Linked DNA regions of Homo sapiens: region 1 is linked to region 2. A link is a contact called in ENCODE Hi-C or POLR2A ChIA-PET data. All regions are on one chromosome and are shown on one strand. The core of a region is the stretch at or near the end of the contact, and the rest is flanking DNA. Distances in the headings are between cores, read along the strand shown.

Region 1 (4,710 bases), core at 1,485-3,984, 490 kb before region 2:
TCTGAGACCAGGTGCTTTTGCTAGACCCTATACAATAGGCTTGAGGTGCTAATATCGTTATGCCTCACTTTATAGTTGAAAAAAAGGAGGCTCAAAGAGGGTAGAATGGCCCAGACACACAGAAAATGGACGAGCTGGCCAGGCGCGATGGCTCACGCCTCTAACCCCAGCACTTTGGGAGGCCAAGGCGGGTGGATCACTTGAGGTCAGGGGTTTCAGAGCAGCCCGGCCAATATGGTGAAACCCCATCTCTACTAAAAATACAAAAATTAGCTGGGGATGGTGGCAGGCACCTGTAATCCCAGCTGCTTGGGAGGATAAGGCAGAAGAATCGCTTGAACCCGGAAGGCAGAGACTGCAGTGAGCCAAGATCACGCCACTGCACTCCAGCCTGGGTGACAGAACGAGACTCCATCTCAAAAAATATAAAAGGATGAGCTGCAATTTTTTTTTTTCTGAGTTGGAGTCTCACTCTGTCACCCACGCTGGAGTACAGTGGCACCATCTTGGCTCACTGCAACCTCCACCTCCTGGTTTCAAGTGATTCTCCTGCCTCAGCCTCTTGAGTAGCTGGGATTACAGGTGCCCATCACCATGCCCAGCTAATTTTTGTATTGTATTTTTAGTAGAAACGAGGTTTCACCATGTTGGCCAGGTAGGTCTTGAACTCCTGACCTCAGGTGATCTGCCTGCCTTGGCCTCCCAAAGTGATGGGATTATAAGCATGAGCCACCATGCCTAGCCAATCAGCTATAATTTAAATTTAGTTTCAACTCAGGCATGTAGCATCTTTCCTCTGGGTCAGGTCTTCTCAACTCCTGCTGCACACATGTAGGTACTTTTTATTATTTTTTTAATTATTATTATTATTTTGAGACGGAGTCTTGCTCTGTCGCCCAGGCTAGAGTGCAGTGGCGCGATCTCGGCTCACTGCAAGCTCTGCCTCCTGGGTTCACGCCATTCTCCTGCCTCAGGCTCCCGAGTAGCTGGGACTACAGGCACCTGCCACCACGCCCGGCTAATTTTTTGTATTTTTAGTAGAGACGGGGTTTCACGGTGTTAGCCAGGATGGTCTTGATCTCCTGACCTCGTGATCCGCCCGCCTCTGCCTCCGTATGTTTTATTTTTGAGATAAGGGCTTGCTTTGTTGCCCAGGCTGGAGTCCAGTGCTGCTATCACAGTTCACTGCAGCCTCAACCTCCCAGACTCAAGTGATCCTCCCACCTCAGCCTCCCAAGTAGTTGGGACTACAGGCACGCACCACCATGCCCAGCTAATTTTTTTTGGTAGAGACGGAGCCTCAATATGTTGCCTAGGCTGGTCTTAATTCCTGGGCTCAAGTGATCCTCCCGCCTTGGCCTCCGAAAGTGCTAGGATTACAGGTGTGAGCCACTACACCCGGCCAACATAAAAAAAAAAAACTGATGGCTGAGATCCACCTTCAGAGATTCTGCGTCAGTGGGTCTGGAGTGAGGCCCAGCACTGATACATTTAGTACTGCCAATCAGGTGATTCCAATGTGTGCCAGGGCGGAAGCACAGCCAGACCACACAGCTGTCAGGAATGAACGGCCCAAGGTGCTGGCATGTGCTCTCAGCCCAGACCGGACCATCATTATTCTCAGCTGGGTTGCATAAAGGCCAGTGCCACTGCCTTTTCTTACTCTACCCACAGAGCAAATGACTGGTTCTTTCTTTAAGCAAAATACGTTAAGATGAGTTCATTAACTTCAATCAGTGCATATAGCAAGTTGAATACGAATTTCAGGCAATGGCAACACACGAAGATACACGAATAATAGGGAAGCTCAGATCAAATTCAGGCATTGTTTTGCCCTCTTGATAGGCCAGGAAGTTGAAGTTTCTTTTTAACTATTCTGTTTACTTATTTATTTTTTGAGACAGAGTCTCACTCTGTGGCCGAGGCTGGAGTGCAGTGGTGCCATCTCAGCTTACTGCAATGTCTGCCTCACAGGTTCAAGCGATTTTCCTGCCTCAGCCTCCTTAGCATCTGGGATTGCAGGCGTCTTCCACCACGCCTGGATAATTTTTGTATTTTTAGTAGAGACAGGATTTCGCCGTGTTGGCCAGGCTGGTCTCGAACTCCTGACCTCAAGTGACCCGCCAACCATGGCCTCCCAAAGTTCTGGGATTACAGGCATGAGCCACCACTCCTGGCCCGTCTTTTTTACTATTCTTTATAGTTTCTGAGAAAAGCCTTTGGTTCCCGTTCGTTATTTTTTAAATAGGTACATGAAACATTTTATGTCTCCTTCTTCCAAAAAGAAAATAATGAATTAAGTGGCTCTTTATGTATGATTATTAGAGGGGAGCATCGGGGCCTTTACTAAAAACAAAACAAAATGTAAAACCTTTCCCGTCTCTGCTGAAGGGGTTCCCTGCTGTGCAGCAGACATTCAGTGATCACAGAGCTTAGCTCAAGTTTCTCCTAATTCCCAGCACCTCTGATTCCCAGCATCTCTTCTTGTTCTGATCATAAACAACTCCAGCTCTTGGATTACGTCGGGCAACATAACAGCAGGCACGGAATTCTCTCTGCTTATTTAGAACCTAGTCTGAAGCAAGCTTTTTTTTTTTTTTGGTTAAGTCAAAAGTGAAACTGGAGAGGGAAAGCTGAGGGAACAATAAGAGGATTAAAGATTAGCTATGACACATGGCTTGGAAATTAACCTTTAACCAAACATCTTATAAGTAACGCCAGCGCAGCTTCCCTTGTGAATGTAAAGAGATCCAGGGCTCTTGGAGAGGGACAAGTGAGAGCCAGCCAAAAAGGAAAAAGCAAAGGCAGAAACGGCATCAGGAGAGACAGAGATGTGAAGGAGGGAAGGAGCAGGAGAGCAGGAAGGAAACGCAGGAGGAGGGAGCAGCATCTCCTGTGAACACAGAGGAGCACCTGTTTGCTGTTAAAATCGATCTCCCTCGGCACCCTGAGCAATGGATATAATATTTGGCAGGAATAGGAAAGAACAGCTGGAGCCTGTGAGGGCCAAAGTGACAGGTGAGCATTCTGATAAACACTGGGCTCTTTCTTCTATTTATTTTATTATTTTTTTTTTTTTTGAGGCGGAGTCTCGCTCTGTCGCCCGGGCTGGAGTCCAGTGGCTTGATCTCGGCCCACTGCAACCTCTGCCTCCTGGGTTCAAACGATCCTCCCACCACAGCCTCCCGAGTAGCTGAGATTACAGGCACCCACCACCAAGCCCGGCTAATCTGTGTGTTTTTAGTAGAGACGGGGTTTCAGCATGTTGGCCAGGCTGGTCTCGAACTCCTAGCCTCAAGTGATCCACCCACCTCGGCCTCCGAAAGTGCTAGGATTACAGGGGTGAGCCACTGCACCTGGCTTCTTCCTTGTGTTTAGATGGACACTATTTTTTCCTGATGATATAAGTAATACTAATTGTAAATTACTTTTGGAAAGTCTGGAAAACAGTACAGAGAGGGGACACATTTTCTGTGAAAATCTAGGTATTCTTTTACACATTATAACTCCGTTTGCAAAGGGAGGAGAGTCAGTCTCACTGTTCCCAGGAAAAAAGCATTGGAATGCCCCAGTGGGTACATAGACAATGGGATTAATCTGCAAACTGCTGCCTGTCTCAGATGCATGATGTATTTGTGCAAATGTATGCATTCTAAATTAGTTTCAAAATGCTTAGAGGGGCGTGCATGAGCTCCCACGCATGCACATCCACCACGCACACTTGCAGGGGATTGCAGAGTCTGATGTGATTTTCTCTCAGGAACTCACAGGTGTGAGCTCCTGCAGAGCCTATAGGAGTAGGACCTTCTATCCTTTAGAGGCTCTGTGTTTCGCTTAATCTTTTATATCTCTTTTTCCTCCTCTTTTGAGTTGCCACTTTCCTGGTACCATTTCGACTCTAAAGGGCAGTTCCTGGTTCTGGACTCCCGGGTCCCCAGAGTGGTGCTCGCTCAGTTTTAAGAACAGCTGAGTCAGCTCAGGCCTGCAGGCATTTTCATCTGCTAGATGGACTGGAATTGTTCATAAGGAGAGGACAACTGTGAGTGATTTTCGTGAGAACATCAGATTGAAGCTTTTCAACTGAGCAATTGCCTTGGGAGTCTTTTGAAACAAAAAAAAAATAGCTTTTATGTATATATTTTCCTGGTTACAAAGGTAAGGCACAATCTATAGCTATCAATCTGTATATATATATAGCTGTATGTATATTAAATTATATATAAATTAATTAGGAGTGCAAATGAGAACATGGAAGGAAATAAAATCAGCTGTATTTTGAAATCTCTTAACCACTATTAATATTTGGGTCTATTTCCTTTAACTTTTTAAAACATAGGTAGATCAATTGATAGATTACTATATTTGTAAACAGTTTTTCAAAAAGCAAATGTATACTATTACATTTTTATTTTTTTTCTCAATTTGACTGTTCATCTGTACATATTTTATTTTTTAAAAAGACACCCCACGGCCAGGTGCGGTGGCTCACGCCTGTGGTCCCAGCACTTTCGGAGGCCAAAGAGGGTGGATCACTTGAAGCCAGGAGTTTGAGACCAGCCTGGCTAACATGGCGAAATCCCTCTCTACTAAAAATACACAAATTAGCCAGGGGTGGTGGCATGCACCTGTAGTCCCAGCTACTCAGGAGGATGAGGTAGTAGAATTGCTTGAACCCCGGAGGCAGAGGTTGCAGTGAGCTGAGATCGTGCC
Region 2 (4,246 bases), core at 883-3,382:
AGACGGGGTTTCACTGTGTTAGCCAAGATGGTCTTGATCTCCTGACCTCATGATCAGCCTGCCTCGGCCTCCCAAAGTGCTGGGATTACAAGCGTGAGCCACCACGCCCGGCTGTCTTTCTTTCTTTCTTCCTTCCTTCCTTTCCGTGAGCCAGCATGCCCTTCCTCCCTCCTCCCTCCCTCCCTTCCTTCCTTCCTTCCTCTCTCTCTCCTTCCTTCCTTCCTCCCTGCCTTTCTTTCCTTCCTTCCCTTCCTTCCTTCTTTTCTTCCTTTCTTTCCTTCCTTCCTTTCTTCCCTCCCTCTCTTTCCTTCTTTCCTTCCTTCCTTCCTTTCTTTCTCTTTCTTTCTTCACAGGGTCTCACTGTGTTGCCCAGGCTGGACTGCAGTGGCATGATCTTGTCTTACTGTAACCTCCACCTCCCAGGTTCAACCCACCTCAACCTGCCAAGTAGCTGCAGTTACAGGCATGTGACCCCACACCTGGCTAATTTTTGTATTTTTAGTAGAGATGGGGTTTTACCATGTTGTGCAGGCTGGTCTCGAACTCCTGACCCCAAGTGATCCACTCACCTCAGCCTCCCAAACTGCTGAGATTACAGGCGTGAGCCACGGCACCCGGCCACGACTCAGACATTTCTTACTACCGATAATAACTTTTCAACCAATTGGCAATCAGAAAAATTTACATCCATCTACAACCTGGAAGGCCCTGCACACTTTGAGTTGTCCCACGCTTCCAGATGGAACCAATGTCAGTCTTACACATATTGACGTATTACGCCTCCCTAAAATGTATAAAAACAAGCTGTACCTTGACCTCCTTCGACACATTCAGGATCTCCTGAGGCTGTGTCACCGGCACGTCCTTAAACTTGGCAAAATAAACTCTCTAAATTGATTGAGCCCTGTCTCAGATACTTTGGGGTTCACAATACTTGGCAATGGTACATATTTATGGTTTCCATACATGTATACATTGTGTAATGATCAAATCAGGGTAACCAGCAAATCCATCACCCCAAACCTTGATCATTTCTTTGTGGTGAGAACATTCAGACGTCTCTTGTCGCTGTTTGGAAACACACACCACGTTATTGTTAACTGTCCTCACCCTGGGGACAGCAAGGAGGGCCGAAAGGAAGTGCAGGCTGCTGTGAGCGCCTTCAAGAGGGGGCAGCACTGAGCTCACCTGCGAGCCTAGGCCTGGAGAGCAGCTGGAGTCTCCAGCCCGAGGGGAGGCGGAGGAGGAAACTGCCTTGCAGGCAGAGGGAAGAGCATGTGCGGAGGCCCCGAGGCAGAGCCTGGCAATTCGTCGGCGGAACAGATGCTGGAAGTGGGGAGGAGGAGGAGGAGGAACAGGAGGAGGTACGGGGGTCTGGGCCGCTGTAGAGAGCCGAGGCCTCTGAAGTCTCAGCACTAGGGCAGTGGGAAGCTGTTACAGGGTAGACGCCCGGGATGTGGGAGGGGCTATATGATAATCTGGGAGGTTTTTTGTTTTTTTTTTTTTTTTTTTTTGAGATGGAGTTTTGCTCTTGTTGCCCAAGCTGGAGTGCAATGGCGTGATCTCGGCTCACCGCAACCTCCGCCTCCCGGGTTCTAGTGATTCTTCTGCCTCAGCCTCCCGTGTAGCTGGGATTACAGGCATGCGCCACCATGCCCAGCTAATTTTTGTACTTTTAGTAGAGACGGGGGTTTCACCTTGTTGGTCAGGCTGGTCTCGAACTCCCGACCATAGATGATGCGCCCGCCTTGGCCTCCCAAAGTGCTGGGATTGCAGGCGTGAGCCACTGCGCCCGGCCTGGGAGTTGTTCTGTATTGTGGAGTAAAGGGAGGCAGAGGTGAAGCCATCGAGAGAGCAGCGAGCTCATCGCTCCCCACATTCTATTAAAATGCACATTCTCCCGGGAGGGGGTTTCCAGTTAATGAAACAGGAAGCGAGGTCTGTTGAGCTTGCAACCAGCTGAGAGCAATTTGAGGACAAAAGGGAAGGGCGGGAAGAAGCGGGATCTCGGGAAGGTGGCAGGCAGGTGAGAGCCTGGCTGGCCCGTTCACGCCTGTCTGCCCCTGGTGGCCAGGACGGGAAGGTCAGAGGACAGGGTCGGAGGCGCCAACGCTCCTGGGGTCCCAGCTGCTGCAGATCCGGGCTGGGGCTGGGCCTGGCCGCTGCTGGGGGCGGGAGGCAATTCCCAGCCCCGGGCCGGTGACGTCAACGTTGTCATGGAGACCCGGCTTCCCTGCCCAGCGTTGCAGCTGCGGGAGCCCGGGCTGGGAGGCTCTGTGAGGCTGAGGGAAGCAGAGGGCACAGACCTGGGTCCTGCAGGCGGTGGCTCCACCTAAGAGCACAACCCTGCCAGAGGCAGGATGCCCAGAATGGGCGGGGCTCCCTGCTGCACCCAGCCCGCCCCGACCCTTGCCGCCCAGACGTGGCTTCGGCCTTGCGCTGGCTCCTGGGGTAGCGGATGGGGAACCCCCTGAGATGGGGGCCCAGGCTTCCCCACCTTGGGGTCCAGGGACTGCCCTCTCAGGGGCGGACTCAGTCCCCAATCTGGAAGTTGTCTTGGCATAAGAGTGTTCTGGCATGCTCCTGTCGTCGTCCCCTTAACAGGAGTGTTTCCGGACCAAACTGAGGGTGGGGCTGCTTATTCTCGCGGCCCAATAACGAGATGCAGATGAACGGGGAAAGGAAGGAGTTGATTTCTGTAACCGGGTGCAGGGAGAAGGCCTGGAAATTATCCCCAGACCAACTCAAAATTACAAAGTTTTCCAGAGATTATGTACCTTCTAAGCTATATGTCTACGTCTGAGTGTGTATTCATCTAAAGACATAAGTGATTAACTTCTTTCTTTCTTTCTTTTTTTTTTTTGGAGACGGAGTTTCACTCTGTCACCCAGGCTGGAGTGCAGTGCACTGCAGTTCACTGCAACCTGTGCCTCCTGTGTTCAAGCAATTCTCCTGCCTCAGCCTCCTGAGTAGCTGGGATTACAGGCATGCACCACCCCGCCCAGGCTAATTTTTCTATTTTTAGTAGAGACAGGGTTTCACCATGTTGGTCAGGCTGGTCTCGACCTTCTGATCTTGTGATCCAACCACCTGGGCCTCCCAAAGTGCTGGGATTACAGGCTTGAGCCACCATGCCTAGCCGTGATTAACTTCTATAACTAAGGTCTGAGTCCTGAAGCTCTTCCTCTGGAGCCTCAGTAAATTTATTTAATCTAAATGGGTCCAGGTGCTGCGGTGATTACCCTTATCTTGTCTCCTGCTAAATCATGGGGGTTTGGGGAGTTCCTTCAGACCCCCAATAAACTTGCCTGTGGAGGCCTGGGGAGTTATTTCAGACCCCCAGTAAAACTTGTTTAATCCTAAACAGGTCCTGTTAAGAATTCCTTCGTTATCCTGTCATGCTTCAAGGCCCAGGAAAGGCCCAGGCAAAACTCTTGGTGGGCTTTTGTGACATTCCAGCCTTTGTAGAAGGGCACTGGCTCTCTCAGCTATTAATGTTTCACTGAACTACTCGGTCAGTGCCGAAGCCGTTGTGATGAAGCCTGCGTTAGTGAGACCCGGCCTGCACAGGAGCACATGAAGAGGGAACCAGAAGCCTCTTACTGACCTCCTTCCACTCCCCCCGTTCTGTTTCCAATGCCTATTCACTAAGGAACATTGACCGAGCCCCTCCTTGTGCCAAGCAGTGTCCTGAATGCTTTATGAGGTCACGGAATCCTCCCTGTGGCCCCAGGACCTACAAGGGACATTTTGGAAGCCGCTGGTTTATTTATTGTTGAGCACATATGTGTTCACACATGTGTTCCCTGGAGCACATGTGTGAAATGGTGTTCTTCTTGGCGCTATGGACTGCTCTGTCAAATCTTTCCAGTTTGTTTTTTTAATAGATGTATTTTTTGTTTTTGGAGACAGGGTCTCACTCTGTCACCCAGGCTGAGGTGCACTGGCACCATCATAGCTCACCGCACCCTCCACCTCCTGGGCTCAAGTGATCCTCCCACATCAGCCTCCTGAGTAGCTGGGACTACAGGCCAGTGCTACCATGCCTATTTTTAAATTTTTTATAGAGACGGGGTCTCACCACGTTGCCCAGGCTGGTTTCAAACTCCTGGCCTTCAGTGATCCTCCTGCCTTGGCTTCTTAAAGCACTGGGATTACAGGTGTGAGCCGCCATGCCTGGGCTTTTCCAGTTTCTTAAAATACCTTTAGTAGCACAAAGTCAGTCTAAGCTAGTTAAGACTTTGGC

The links. Hi-C counts contacts between places; a loop is a spot of excess contacts on that map. ChIA-PET counts read pairs that join two places held with the same protein, here RNA polymerase II (POLR2A). Pooled maps may share reads with other maps.
Region 1: a pooled map shows a loop between it and region 2 (2.0-fold over the local background). The contact joins the promoter of BCO1 here to the enhancer-like site in region 2. A Hi-C loop is called at or near these places in 1 of 37 single-sample maps with no recorded cell type and 2 of 50 pooled maps. POLR2A ChIA-PET finds 5 or more read pairs at or near these places in 2 of 52 experiments (H1 and activated T-cell).

What each region holds. Positions count from the first base shown.
Region 1 is chr16:81,235,955-81,240,664 of GRCh38, forward strand. BCO1 (beta-carotene oxygenase 1) reads left to right here and starts at 2,735. Exons shown (of 11, transcript NM_017429.3): 1 at 2,735-3,018. The coding sequence starts at 2,955.
Region 2 is chr16:81,728,364-81,732,609 of GRCh38, forward strand. No RefSeq gene overlaps it. Among named protein-coding and RNA genes, the nearest start is that of PLCG2, 49 kb to the right of the region's middle. Within about 2 kb of position 2,133, at least 28 of the 41 ENCODE cell types and tissues checked have a DNase peak (open chromatin) inside an H3K27ac peak, as active enhancers do.